Regions from separate parts of the Homo sapiens genome. Here region 1 is linked to region 2. A link is a loop called in an ENCODE intact Hi-C map of the cell type or tissue named here. Cell type or tissue: HepG2. All regions are shown on one strand. Links, peaks and the distances in the headings refer to the core of each region. The heading gives the core; the rest is flanking DNA.

Region 1 (7,364 bases), core at 1,065-6,064, 180 kb after region 2:
TTAGCATGTCATGTAAGGTCCTTTTTTGAACTGGCTCCTGCCAACCTTCTCCAGCCTCACCTTGCTCAGGCCTCAGGACCTTTGTGCTCACTGCTCCCTCCTCCTTGAACATGCTTTACCCAAATGCTTCGCCACTCACTACCTTGCCTCCTTCAGGTCTCCGCTAAGGATGTGTTCATCAAGACGCCTTTTCTGGCTACCTGTCATGAAATAGGAGCCCCTTACTCTGCATTATTTCCCCCCTCAGCACTTACCTCCTCATGAATATTATGCCTTGGTTTGCTTATTGGTTTGGTTTTTTTCTTGTCTTTCCCCTAGAATGGAAGAGCCATGAGGGCAGGGGCTTTGTGTACATTTGCTCATGGTGCCTAAACCCAGTGCCTGAATAGGGCCCTGCATATAGTAAGCACTCAGCAGGTGCAATAAACTTCTTGCCTCTTCCTGCCACACAAATCTGGGCTCCTGCAACACTGAACTGCTTTTTGCTGCCCACCCACACCGCTCTTACCTCCAAACCTCTGCTCATGCTGATCCTCCTGCCTGGAGGGTCCTTCCTCCTTTGTTTTTCAAATTTTCATTTAATTAAAAAAATTATTTGTACACATATTTTCCAGAGATGGAGTCTCACTCTGTTGCCCAGGCTGAAGTGCAGTGGCACAATCATAGCTCACTGAAGCCTCAACCACCTAGACTCAAGCCATCCTCCCACCTCAGCCTTCCAAGTAGCTAGGTGCACACCACCATGCCCAGCTAATTTTGTATTTTCTGTAGAGATGACGTCTTGCTTCTCTGGTCTCAAACAAACAAGTTCAACCAACTCCTTCCTCAGGCTGGTTTCAAACTTCTGGCCTCCCAAACAACCTTCAGCCTCAGCCTCCCAAAGTACTGAGATTATAGGCATGAGCCACAGTGCCTGGCCATTTGCATAGATATATTCTATGGCTCCTTTAGGATTCTGCTTGTGTTATCAGCTCCCCTAGGCATCCCTCCCTGACCACTTCCCCTCTGCCTGGTCAAGTACCCTTCCTGGGCTCCTGTGGTATCTCAGACATCTCAATTGCAGTACTTGTCACTGCACTTTTGAAGGATGTTTGTTGTATACATGCTTGCTTATTGTGAGCATCTTGTGAGCCAACTCCCGCCCTGCTAAACCCTTGGCAAAGGGCCGGAAGTAGTCAATGCTGAGTGAATGTTTTTATGAATGAATGAATGAATGAATGAATGAATGAATGGAGTTAGCTTAGGTTTAGCCATAGGTCTTATTCAGTGACCCTGAGCAATCTCTGTCCCTCTCTGGGCCCCAGTTTTTCTCAATCTGTATAGTCAAGCTGGGTCTAACTAACCATCTGTGTTTATTAACACTGCAATTCTGCTCCTAGCCCCTGGGGTTCTAATCCTATTGGGGGAGGCAGATGTCTGCCTGGATTGCACCCCCATGGATCATTCTGATGTTTCAACAGCTAGATCCATGAAGACCCATTCCCACTCCGCAGACCCGAGACTCTGCTTTATAAGAAACCAGGTGAAAGCAGCACGTGTAGGCTCCTGGAGGACAGTCTTGGAGGACTCCCTGGGATGGGGGAACACAGGCAGGAAAAAAAGTGACCGCCTCCAGCTTACCCCCTCCCCTATCAGGGCTGCGGACTGAAACGGGGAAGAAAAACAAGCACAGCTGCACAGGACAATTTAGCCCTTTCACCATGACTTAAGCTCCCAGCCGCCTGTTGCGTGAGGCCGCAACATGACCCCGGCCCCCTCCGTGGCGCCACCGCCATAGCATCTGCCCAGTTTTGTTCATACCGTAAGGAAGAGGCCTGGGGTGTCCTTGGGTAGCCCCAGAGCTCTGAAGTGGGGCCATAGAGGGAAAGGGGCCGTCCCTGTGGGAAAAGAGGGAGAGGAAGCTAGAATGTCGGGGAGGGAGACATCTCAGTGCTGAGAATCCAGGGATGGGAGGAAGCTGAGCTAAGCTGTGGCTATTTGGGGTGTGTGTGGTTTGGGGAGCCCCTCTACTATTTTTTTTTTTTTTTGCAGCTGGACCACTGTAAGGGGATGTGGGCAAATTGTACAAGCCCTCAGGGTCCCCCTTACCTTCTCTGTGAAATAGGTGTGGTAACTCTGTTGATGCTGTGAAGAGGCCAGTCAGGTATTTGCCCCTCCCAGCATGCTGTGTGGCCCTGGAGAAGACAGTTACTCTCTCCCTGAGGACATCTTTGCAAGGCAGGTGGGGGCAGAATAGAGATGTCTAAGGCAGCCTGTATCTGAAGCGCCCCATCCTTACACAGCATATCAAGAGTATGTAGCATTAACACAATTTATTACTGTTGATATTGGCCTTGATCACCTGGCCGAGGTCATATTTGTCAGATTTCTCCACGGTAAAGTTACTCTTTCTCCTCTTTCCCATACTGTAACTTTTGGAAGGAAGTCACTATGTGCAGTCCACACTTTAGGAGTGGAAGTTATTTATTTATGCTGTGTCTTCTTGGGGGTGAAGTATCTACATAAACTATTTGGAATTCTTCTGCACAGGAAATTTGCCTAATCTCTCACACTTACAGCCATGTGCTGCATAATAACACTTCGGTCAACAACGATGGTGGTCCCGTAAGATTATAATGGAGCTGAGAAATTCCCATTGCCTAGACCTTCCGGTAGGACAAGATGTGGAGGTGATAGGTAGTGGTACTGATGATCATGATCCAGTGTAGGCCTAGGCTAATATGTGTGTTTGCATTTTTTTTTTTTTTGACATGGAGTTTTGCTCTTGTCGCCCAGGCTGGAGTGCAGTGGTACAATCTCGGCTCACTGCAACCTTCGCCTCCTGGGTTCAAGCGACTCTCCTGCCTCAGCCTCCCAAGCAGCTGGGATTACAGGCCTGTGCCACCACACCTGGCTAATTTTTGTATTTTTAGTAGAGATGGAGTTTCCCCATGTTGGCCAGGCTGGTCTTGAACTCCTGACCTCAGGTAATCCACCAGCCTTGGCCTCCCAAAGTGCTGGGATTACAGGTGTGAGCCACCGCACCCGGCCTGTGTTTGCAGTTTAGTTATTTTTATTTTTTGTTTTAATTTTTAGCAACAAGGTGTCACTCTGTGGCCCAGGCTGGAAGGCAGTGGAGGGATCCTAGCTCACTGCAGTCTTGACTTCCTGGGTTGAAGCCATCCTCCTATATCAGCCTCCAGATTAGCTGAGACTACAGGCATGCATCACCATGCCCAGCTAATTTTTCTTTTAATAGATAGTCTTGCTATGTTACCCAGGCTGGTCTTGAACTCCTGGCCTCAAACTATCCTCCTGCCCTCAAACTATCCTCCTGCCTCTGCCTCCCAAAGTGCTGGGATTATAGGCACCAGCCACTGCATCTGGCCTTCCATTTTAGTTTTTAACAAAAATGTTTAAAAATTAAAACAAATTTAAAAATAGAAAAAAGCTTATGGAATAAAGATATAAAGAAAGAAAATATTTTTTGTACACTGGTTTAATGTGTTGGTGTTTTAAGTTGCTATTACAAAAGAGTCAAAAGTTTTAAAAATTAAAAAGTTTAGAAAGTAAAAAAATTTACGGCTAAGTTTAATTTATTATTAAAGAAAGAAAAATATTTTTAGGGCCTGGCACGGTGGCTCACGCCTGTAATCCCAACACTCTGGGAGGCCGAGGCGAGTGGATCATCTGAGGTCATGAGTTCAAGACAAGCCTGGCCAACATGGTGACACCTCACCTCTACTAAAAATACAAAAATTAGTCAGGCATGGTGGCGGGCATTTGTAATTCCAGCTACTCGGGAGGCTGAGGCAGGAGAATCTCTTGAACCCAGGAGACGGAGGTTGCAGTGAGCCGAGGTTGTGCCACTGCACACCAACCTGGGTGACAAGAGCGAAACTCTGTCTCAAAAAAAAAAAGAAAAAGAAAAATATTTGTATAAATTCCATGTAATCTAAGTGTACAATGTTTATAAAGTCTACAGTAGGGTACAGTAATGTCCTAGGCCTTCACATTCACTCACGACTCACTCACTGACTCACCCAGAGCAACTTCCTGTTTTGCAAGCTTCATTCATGGTAAGTGTATGTTAATGGTTCCTTTTGTATATTTAGATACACAAATACTTACCATTATGTTACAATTGCCTGCAGTATTCAGTACAATAACACAGTGTACAGGTTTGTAGCCTAGGAGCACTAGGCTATACCATATAGCCTAGATGTGTAGCTGGCTATACCACCTAGGTTTGTGTAAGTACACTGACGTTCACACAATGACGAAACTGCCTAACAGTGCATTTATCAGAACATATCCCTGTAACAATGCATTTATCAGAAAGCATCCCTGTCAATAAGGGACAAGTGACTGTTTATTTATGCACTCATTTATTTATATCAGTGTATGCTTTATTTTCTTGTTCAAGTTGTTCCATCCAGCTTTGGTCATTAGAAGCTCTTTCAGTTGTTTTCTGTGTCCCTTTCACATCCTTCCATCATTGTGGATTTCTTTGTTTTTTTAAGGCATTTTCTTATGATGCTCCAGGCTCATCTTGTACATTGTACATTTTCTACCCCAGTCCTTGCTTGAATCACCCATTTCTCTCTCTCTCTCTCTCTCTCTCTCTCTCTTTCTCTCTCTAAGACAGAATCTTGCTCTGTTGCCCAGGCTGGAGTGCAGTGGTGTGATCTCAGCTCACTGCAACCTCTGCCTCCCAGACTCAAGCCATCCTCCCACGTCATCTTCCTGAGTAGCTGGGACTACAGGCACATGCCACCACGCCCAACTGATTTTTGTATTTTTTGTAGAGACAGAGTTTCGCCATGTTGATCAGGCTGGCCTGAACTCCTGGGCTCAAGCAATCCACCTGCCTCAGACTCCCGATGTGTTGGGATTACAGGCATAAGCCACCATGTCCAGCCTGAATCAGCCATTTCTCCAGGGATCCCTGTTTTCTTTTACTGGAGAATGGAATTAGACACCAAAACCTGGATGTTAAGTGTGCTTGTTGCTACTGCAATGTCAGTGCTTCTAAGTGTTCTCAGCTGATAGAACAAGAAAATATATGTATATATGAACTTCTTTATATACACATACCTATAAACATTTCTGTATGCAACTATCTATCAACTTACCTATCTGCATTGGGAAGCTACTGTCTCCAAGTCAAATCCATTGCCACATGGATCATTCTAGTCCCTTGCTTGTTGGTAATCTCTCACTCCAACAGTGAGAAACCTCATCGTTCTTCTCTTGAGAATCAAATTGTCTGGACTTTGGCTAGTGGGAGCCCCTTTAAGTTGGCTCCTTTAGACTTGGCCTCATCATTCATTGAGTGTTTCCTTGCATTTTGACATGAGATGCTTCAGGTTCACCATTCACTTTCCCTGCCCAATCCTGGAATCAGCCATTTTTCTAAGGACACTAGTTCTGTTTAGTAGGGAATGATGGCATTTAGGAGACAAGATCTGGGCCCTGGGTGTGCTAATTGCTATAGGTATGTTGCTTTTCCCTGGTCTGCTCATATCAATGTCTCCAGTTAACACTCATAGCCATAGCCACAGATCCTTCCTCCACTCCATATTTTTGACTTCCTTTTCCCATAGTGAGAACGCTGAGTCCCAAAACATCAGCACATTTACTCATTTCTTCCATCATACAACACAGAGATAGTAGTTTTAGAATTATAACACTAAATACCTAGACTCCTGTGGTTACACTTACTTAAATTATTTTCTTTGTGTGGCTATATTATTATTTGACATTTAGTTAAGCTCATCTCTTTACTCTTTGTTTATAAGTTTACAGTTTACATTTTTATCTTTTTATTTAATTTTATTTTTGAGAATGTAAAATATTTGCATGGTTAAAAAGTCAAAAATCCTGTACAAATATATTCAGAGGAATCTCACTCCCATCTCTTTCTTCTCCATTGATATTCCCACTAACTTCTTATGAGTAACCATTTGCAATAAGTTTCCGATTTATCCTTCCTGGGTTTCTTTTGCATAATTATTTAAATATGTATGTAAATAAATAAATGTTTTCTTTTTTATTTTCTTAAAAGTTTGCATAGTATAGGTAGTCCTTTATTTTGCTTTTACCTTATTTTGTTGTTTAACAATATATGCTGGAAATCACTCCCTGTAGGTTTACAGAGATCTTCCTTCTTGCCTTCATGGCTGCATAACATTCTCTCATGTGGTACCATAGTTTATTCATCCAGTTTTCTACAGATGGGCATTTGTGTATTTTCAACATTTTGTATTATAAATAATTCCTCAATAAATAACCTTGCATACACATTTTTCATATTTGTGGAATTATATCTTTAGGATAAATCCTAGAAGTAAATATCCTGGATCAAAGAGTAAATGCATATCCTGTTTTGTTCTATATTACAAATTCCTTCCTAGAAGTTTTATTGCCAACAGGCATTATTGACAATTTATAAGAGTAGCTATTTGCTCAAAGCCTCACCAGCAGGTATTGTCAAGCTTTTGAAATTTTGCCAATGTGATAGATGAAAAATGGCATTTCAGTGCAGTTTTGATTTACTTAAAAAATTCTCATATGTGCCAGGCCCATTGTACATATGTTTCCCGAGGACATGTGTTGGGTCATTTCAAACAATACCAATATACTGGATCTTAGGGCTGACCTAATCCTATGGATGTTTGGTGGCTGTGGCTCTCCACCATGCCTTTGGGGCCAGCAGGGTCTCCACAGAGGGTCCCAGCTTCTCAATACCCTCCTCTGGTTCCTGAAGGCTACTGACCCTGCCCTGAGTCCCCCACCAGTCGAGAAACTGCTTCCTCCACACAAAGAAGACTCTGAGTGAGGAGGATGACTTGGCTTCTGAAAAATGCTGAAGTCTTGACCTCCTCCACAATTCTGAGGGCCAGCTGGGGCCGAGGAATGATGGAGCCAGGACCTCAGGGTAGGAAGGACTAGTATGAACTGCTGCTTGAGGAAGCTGGATTTGGAGACACAGGGCAGGCTGTCTCCCCAGGATGAGTGGTCTAGCCTCTGATGACCTCTTGGCTTCAAAACTCACTAACTCTCTCCTCCTCTGGCTGCCTGAATAACCTCCCTAAAGCTTAGAGATGACCAGGGATTACAAACTTCTTCTGGCTCTCCAGGCTCTGACCCTCTTTCCCAATGGGACTTCCTCCATTACCTAATGCGCTCTATATAAATCTATCCAGCCATCCAGATACCCAGCCATCCATCCATATTAGTTATCTATTGATGCGTAACATAACAAATTATTTCATAACTCAGCATCTGAGACAACAATAAACATTTATTGTTTCACACAGTTTCTGTAGATCAGGTGTTTGGAAGCAGCCTCACTGGGTGGTTGTAACTCAGGGTCTCTCATG
Region 2 (7,364 bases), core at 1,313-6,312:
TAAAATATACATATGACAGTATATATATAAAATATACATATGACAGTATATATATAAAATATATATATGACAGTATATATATATAAAATATATATATGACAGTATATATATATAAAATATATATATGACAGTATATATATAAAATATATATATGACAGTATATATATAAAATATATATATGACAGTATATATATAAAATATATATATGACAGTATATATATAAAATATATATGACAGTATATATATATAAAATATATATATGACAGTATATATATATATAAAATATATATATGACAGTATATATATATAAAATATATATATGACAGTATATATATAAAATATATATATGACAGTATATATATATAAAATATATATAACAGTATATATATATGAAATATATATATATAACAGTATACATATAAAATATATATATAACAGTATACATATAATATATATATAACAGTATACATATAAAAAATATAAATATATAACAGTATACATATATAAAATATATATATATAACAGTATATATATATAAAATATATATATAACAGTATATATGTAAAATATATATATAACAGTATATATATAATATATAACAGTATATATAAAAAATATATATAACAGTATATATATAAAAAATATATAACAGTACATATAATATATATAACAGTATATATATAAAACATTATATATATGAAACAGTATATATATGTAAAACAGTATATATATATATAAGACAGTATATATATATGAAAAACAGTATATATATATACATATATATATATATATATACTGCCCAGCCCATTTATTCCTGATACTGATGTGCTGGTATTTTTATATATATATATATTTATATATATTTATATATATAAATATATATATTTATATATAATATTTTATATATAATATATTTATATATAATATATTATATATAAATATATTTATATATAATATATTATATATAAATATATATAAATATATATTTATATATATATTTGTATATATAAAATATATATATATTTATATATATATAAATGTTAAAACCCTTGCCCCAAACAAAACAGGCTGGGTGCAGTGGCTCACGCCTGTAATCCCAACACTTTGGGAGGCCGAAGTGAGTCTAACACTTGAGCCCAGGAATTCAAGATCAGCCTAGGTAACATGGTGAAACCCTTGGCTGGGCATGGTGGCATGTGCCTGTGATCCCAGCTACTTGGGAGGCTGAAGCGGGAGGATTGCTGAGTGGAGGTTGAGGCTGCAGTGAGTTGTGATTGCACCACAGCACTCCAGCCTCGGCGACAGAGGAGACTCTGTCTCAAAATCAGCCAACCAAAGAAAGAAAAAAAAAAAGCTCCCCTCTCCCTCTCCCCTCTTTCCACGGTCTCCCTCTCCCTCTCCCTCTCCCCTCTTTCCACGGTCTCCCTCTCCCTCTCCCCTCTCCCCACGGTCTCCCTCTCCCTCTCTTTCCACGGTCTCCCTCTGATGCCAAGCCGAAGCTGGACTGTACTGCTGCCATCTCGGCTCACTGCAACCTCCCTGCCTGATTCTCCTGCCTCAGCCTGCCGAGTGCCTGCGATTGCAGGCGCGCGCCGCCACGCCTGCGTGGTTTTCGTATTTTTTTGGTGGAGACGGGGTTTCGCTGTGTTGGCCGGGCTGGTCTCCAGCTCCTAACCGCGAGTGATCCGCCAGCCTCGGCCTCCCGAGGTGCCGGGATTGCAGACGGAGTCTCGTTAACTCAGTGCTCAATGGTGCCCAGGCTGGAGTGCAGTGGCGTGATCTCGGCTCGCTACAACCTCCACTTCCCAGCCGCCTGCCTTGGCCCCCCAAAGTGCCGAGATTGCAGCCTCTGCCTGGCCGCTACCCCGTCTGGGAAGTGAGGAGTGTCTCTGCCTGGCCGCCCATCGTCTGGGATGTGAGGAGCCCCTCTGCCTGGCTGCCCAGTCTGGAAAGTGAGGAGCGTCTCTGCCCGGCCGCCATCACACCTAGGAAGTGAGGAGCGCCTCTTCCCGGCCGCCATCCCATCTAGGAAGTGAGGAGTGTCTCTGCCCGGCCACCCATCGTCTGAGATGTGGGGAGCACCTCTGCCCCGCTGCCCCGTCTGGGATGTGAGGAGCGCCTCGGCCCGGCCGCGACCCTGTCCGGGAGGTGAGGAGCGTCTCTGCCCGGCTGCCCTGTCTGAGAAGTGAGGAGACCCTCCGCCTGGCAACCGCCCCGTCTGAGAAGTGAGGAGCCCCTCCGCCCTGCTGCCACCCCGTCTGGGAAGGGAGGAGCGTCTCCGCCCGGCAGCCACCCTGTCCGGGAGGGAGGTGGGGGTCAGCCCCCGCCAGGCCAGCTGCCCAGTCCGGGAGGGAGGTGGGGGGTCAGCCCCCCGCCCGGCCAGCCGCCCCGTCTGGGAGGAGAGGGGCGCCTCTGCCCGGCCGCCCCTACTGGGAAGTGAGGAGCCCCTCTGCCCGGCCAGCCGCCCCGTCCGGGAGGGAGGTGGGGGAGTCAGCCCCCCGCCCGGCCAGCCGCCCCGTCCGGGAGGGAGGTGGGGGGGTCAGCCCCCCGCCCGGCCAGCCGCCCCGTCCGGGAGGGAGGTGGGGGGGTCAGCTCCCCGCCCCGTCCGGGAGGGAGGTGGGGGGGTCAGCCCCCCGCCAGGCGAGCCGCCCCGTCTGGGAGGGAGGTGGGGGGGTCAGCCCCCCGCCCGGCCAGCCGCCCCGTCTGGGAGAGAGGTGGGGGGTCAGCCCCCTGCCCGGCCAGCCGCCCCGTCCGGGAGGTGAGGGGCACCTCTGCCCGGCCGCCCCTACTGGGAAGTGAGGAGCCCCTCTGCCCGGCCACCACCCCGTCTGGGAGGTGTACCCAACAGCTCATTGAGAACGGGCCATGATGACAATGGCGGTTTTGTGGAATAGAAAAGGGGGAAAGGTGGGGAAAAGATTGAGAAATCGGATGGTTGCTGTGTCTGTGTAGAAAGAAGTAGACATGGGAGACTTTTCATTTTGTTCTGTACTAAGAAAAATTCTTCTGCCTTGGGATCCTGTTGATCTATGACCTTACCCCCAACCCTGTGCTCTCTGAAACATGTGCTGTGTCCACTCAGGGTTAAATGGATTAAGGGCGGTGCAAGATGTGCTTTGTTAAACAGATGCTTGAAGGCAGCATGCTGGTTAAGAGTCATCACCACTCCCTAATCTCAAGTACCCAGGGACACAAACACTCTGCCTAGGAAAACCAGAGACCTTTGTTCACTTGTTTATCTGCTGACCTTCCCTCCACTATTGTCCTATGACCCTGCCAAATCCCCCTCTGCGAGAAACACCCAAGAATGATCAATTAAAAAAAAAAAAAAAGAAAAACAAAACACAGTCTCTCTAGCAGATCTAAATAAAACATGACTTAAAACCTGATTTCCTTCAGCACCTCCAATGGAAATGGAACATATTTCACAAAGGTAAGGTGGGAAAAGATCTCATTCCTTTTCTTTGTGGAATAAAATATAATCTGTTCTGTGTCTGCATTGTACTGCACTAGTGGCTCATTCAATCTCAGTAGTTACTGGGGCTCTGATTCCCTCGGAGTGCTGCAAAAATCCTGGAGAAATGCCAAAGACACCAGGGAGAACTCTCTGAACTTCCGTCTAACCTGTGTAATGAGTCACACACTCCCTTACTGGTGGGAAGTTCTTTCCCAATGAAAGCATTTGAGGCTATAAATTTCTCCTATGTACTGTTTTAGCTATACATCATACAAGTTTTGATAATACAGTATTTTCATTACCCTTCAGGTCTGAGTATTTTTAACATTTGTTTTGTTTTTATTTAGACTTTACATTGTAGTGACATATTGCAGTCGTCATCTTTCCTTTTTTTTTTTTTTTTTTTTGAGATAGAGTCTTGCTCTGTTGCCCAGGCTAGAGTGCAGTGGCAAGATCTCAGCTTACTGCAACCTTCATCTCCCGGGTTCAAGTGATTCTCCCGCCTCAGCCTCCTGAGGAGCTGGGACTACAGGCACGCGCCACCATGCCTGGAAGATTTTTATAATTTTAGTAGAGACAGGGTTTTACCATGTTGGCCAGGCTGGTCTCAAACTCCTGACCTCAGGTGATCCACCCGACTCAGCCTCCCAAAGTGCTGGCATTAAAGGCGTGAGCCACCACGCCCAGCCCATTTATTCCTGATACTGATGTGCTGGTATTAATATTTGAGACTTGCTTTGCAGCATCAAAGTTACCACATTCTATGCTGTAGATGATATTTGTAAATATTGTAAATATGCAAACAATATTAATACATACCCCAAAGGTGCTTGAGAAAAATATATACATTCTCTCAGTGTGGGTAAAGATTTCTAAATATATATTTTTAAAATATCTATTAAAATCAAACCTATGTTCCAAATATTACGGTACGAAAAGGGAAAAATAAGAATTTCACAGCAAAGAAGTCTGGCAGTCACCACCTTAACCAAGTGATCAAGGTTAATGTCACTGATCATGAGTCACATTGATATAATGTACCCCCCATATGATGTGATGAGAAGGGCATTTCACCTCTGGAGTATTCTTCCCAGAAACCCGTAGCCTCCAGTCTAATCATGAGAAAATGTTAGGAACACCTAAATTGAGGGCCGGGTGTAGTGGCTCATGCCTGTAATCCCAGCACTTTGGAAGGCCAAGGTGGGAAGATCCCTGAGGCCAGGAGTATGAGACCAGCCTGGCCAACATGGTGAAACCCCGTCTCTATTAAAAATACAAAAATTAGGCCGGGTGAGGTGGCTCACACCTGCAGTCTTAGCACTTGGGAGGCCGAGGCGGGTGGATCACCTGAGGTCAGGAGTTCAAGACCAACCTGGCCAACATGTGAAGGCCCATCTTTACCAAAAATACAAAAATTAGCCAGGTATGGTGGCGCACGTCTGTAATCCCAGCTACCCAGGGGGCTGAGACAGGAGAATCACTGGAACTCAGGAGGCAGAGGCTGCAGTGAGCTGAGATCCCGCCACTGCACTCCAGTCTGCATGACAGAGGGAGACTCCATCTCAAAAAAACAAAACAAAATACAAAAATTAGCCGGGCATGGTGGCACGCACCTGTAGTCTCAGCTACTCGGCAGGCTAAAGCATGAGTATCGTTTGAACCTGAGAAATGGAGGCTGCAGTGAACTGAGATTGTGCCACTGCACACCAGTCTGGGCAACAGAGCAAGACTCCATCTCAAAAAAAAGAAAAAGAAAAAGAAAAATCCAAATTGAGAGACATTCTACAAAATATCTTACCAACACTTTAAAACTGTCAAGGTCATGAAAAACAAAGGAAGACTGAGAAACCATTCCAGATGGAGGAGATTAAGGATACATAACTAAATGTAATGTGCTATTCTGCATGGCAGAGAAAATGGACATCAATGGGAAAACTGGCGAAATCCAGATAGAGTCTGTGGTTCAGTTAATGGTAATGTATCAGTGTTAATTCCTTAATTTTGACAAATGTGTCATGGTTACATAAGATGCTAATATTAGGGGAAGCTGGGTGAAGGGCATATGGGAACTCTATGTACCAGGTTTTAAATTTTTCTGTAAATCTGAAGTTATTCCAAAATAAAAGTTTTATGTAAAAAAAAAATAGCTGCTCATGGCAGGGCGTGGTGGCTCATGCCTGTAATCTCAGCACTTTGGGAGGCCAAGACTAGCGGATCACGAGTTCGGGAGTTTGAGACCACTCTGGTGAAACATGGCGAAACCCCGTCTCTACTAAAAATACAAAAATTAGCCAGGTGTGGTGGTGCACGCCTGTAATCTCAGCTACTCGGGAGGCTGAGGCAGGAGAATAGCTTGAACCCGGGAAGTGGAGGTTGCAGTGAGTGGAGATTGCACCACTGCAATCCAGCCTGGGTAACAGAGCAAGACTCCGTCTTAAAAAAACAAACATCAATCTGTTTAATCTTCACCACATCCCTCTATAGGAGGTCACTGAGGCGCACAGAGTTTAAAACTTGTCATCAAAGTCACCCAGTTAAGTTGGACCAGATCTGTGACTCCAAAGCCAGTGCTCACACCACTCCGGGCTGCATGCCAGCCACACCAACCACCGTTGAGCTCCTCCCTGCATCCTCCACGCAGCTTTTGGATGTGGACCACTCTCCTCCTTTGCTCAGTTAAGTCTACTTCCCTGACTCCCAAGAGGTCAGGTGCCCTATTTACTCTTGCAGCACCTTTCCCTCTTCCTCTGTAGAATTTCTCAGAGTTTTTAACAATTTATGCATCTTGTTTATCTTGATGAAATTATGAGCTAACAAATGTCTGTTTTCACTGGCGTGCATTCACAGTGCTTAGCACAGAGGCCAGCACTTAGTAAACAGGTAGTGACTGACTGAATAACAAACGCTGGGTACACTAAAGTTAACTCCAGTAGGATCTGTGTTAGAGAAGCACACCCAGGACTCGGTGTCTTGCCTCCAGAAGGCTCTGGAACATGAGGCAGGATTCCATCAGGCATGCCTGATATATACCTCGCCCTGCTCTGCCAAGATGGAGGAGAGGGGATACCAGAGAATGGGGGATCCAAGCTGGAGCAGCTTCATTAAGCCCCCACAAGATGCAGCAGCCTTCCTGTAAAGGAGGCATCCTTGAACCCCTTATTGTCTAAATCTATGATGTCCAGTAAGATAGCTACTCGCCATATGTGGCTACTGAGCACTCTAAATGTGGCTAGTCTAAACTGAGATGTGCTGTATGTATAAAATATATACCAGATTTCAAAGATTTCATTTGGGGAAAAATCTTATTAATAACTTTTAATATTGGCTGGGCAAGGTAGCTCATGCCTGTAGTCTCAGCACTTTGGGAGGCCAAGGCGGGTGGATCATTTGAGGCCAGGAGTTCGAGACCCGCCTGGCAAACATGGCAAAACCCCATCTCTACTAAAAATACAGAAATTAGGGTAAGGTGGCACATGCCTGTAATACCAGCTACTTGGGAAACTGAGGTGGAAGGATCACTTGAACCCAGGAGGCAGAGGTTGCAGTGAGCCAAGATCACACCACTGCACTCCAGCCTGGGTGACAGAGCGAGACTCTGTCTCAAAATAATAATAATGATAATTTTTAATATTAATTACGTGTTGAAATAACAACATTCTTTGATGTAATGGGCTAAATAAAATATATAAATATTACCAAAATTTATTTCACCTGCTTTTTATTTAATGAGGTTACTATGAAATTTTATATATGTGGCTCACATTATTTTTTTAACTGGACAGCATTGTCCTATACTATAAACTCCTTCATTTGCTTTGTTCAGACCCAAATGCCCATCTGAGAGCAAGGCCCAGCACATAGTGATTGTTCCATAAGTATCTGGAGTGTGAATTCATATAACTTATCA

What was found. A loop is a pair of places that touch in the nucleus more often than their neighbours do. Peaks named below come from ENCODE experiments on the same cell type or tissue, not always from the same donor. Only the 100,000 strongest peaks of a DNase experiment are listed, where the experiment ranks them.
Region 1: it touches region 2 in a loop (14-fold over the local background); 1 of 110 quality-filtered maps calls a loop at or near these places.

Annotation. Positions count from the first base shown.
Region 1 is chr20:38,272,698-38,280,061 of GRCh38, reverse strand. The region is part of intron 1 of LOC149684 (a long non-coding RNA gene); the gene reads right to left. Among named protein-coding and RNA genes, the nearest start is that of KIAA1755, 16 kb to the right of the region's middle. In HepG2, for the core only: no CTCF peak of the experiment used is centred there; a DNase peak (open chromatin) is centred at 4,031; H3K27me3 peaks cover 1,016 bases.
Region 2 is chr20:38,456,637-38,464,000 of GRCh38, reverse strand. No RefSeq gene overlaps it. Among named protein-coding and RNA genes, the nearest start is that of SNORA60, 11 kb to the right of the region's middle. In HepG2, for the core only: no CTCF peak of the experiment used is centred there; a DNase peak (open chromatin) is centred at 3,600; H3K4me3 peaks cover 317 bases.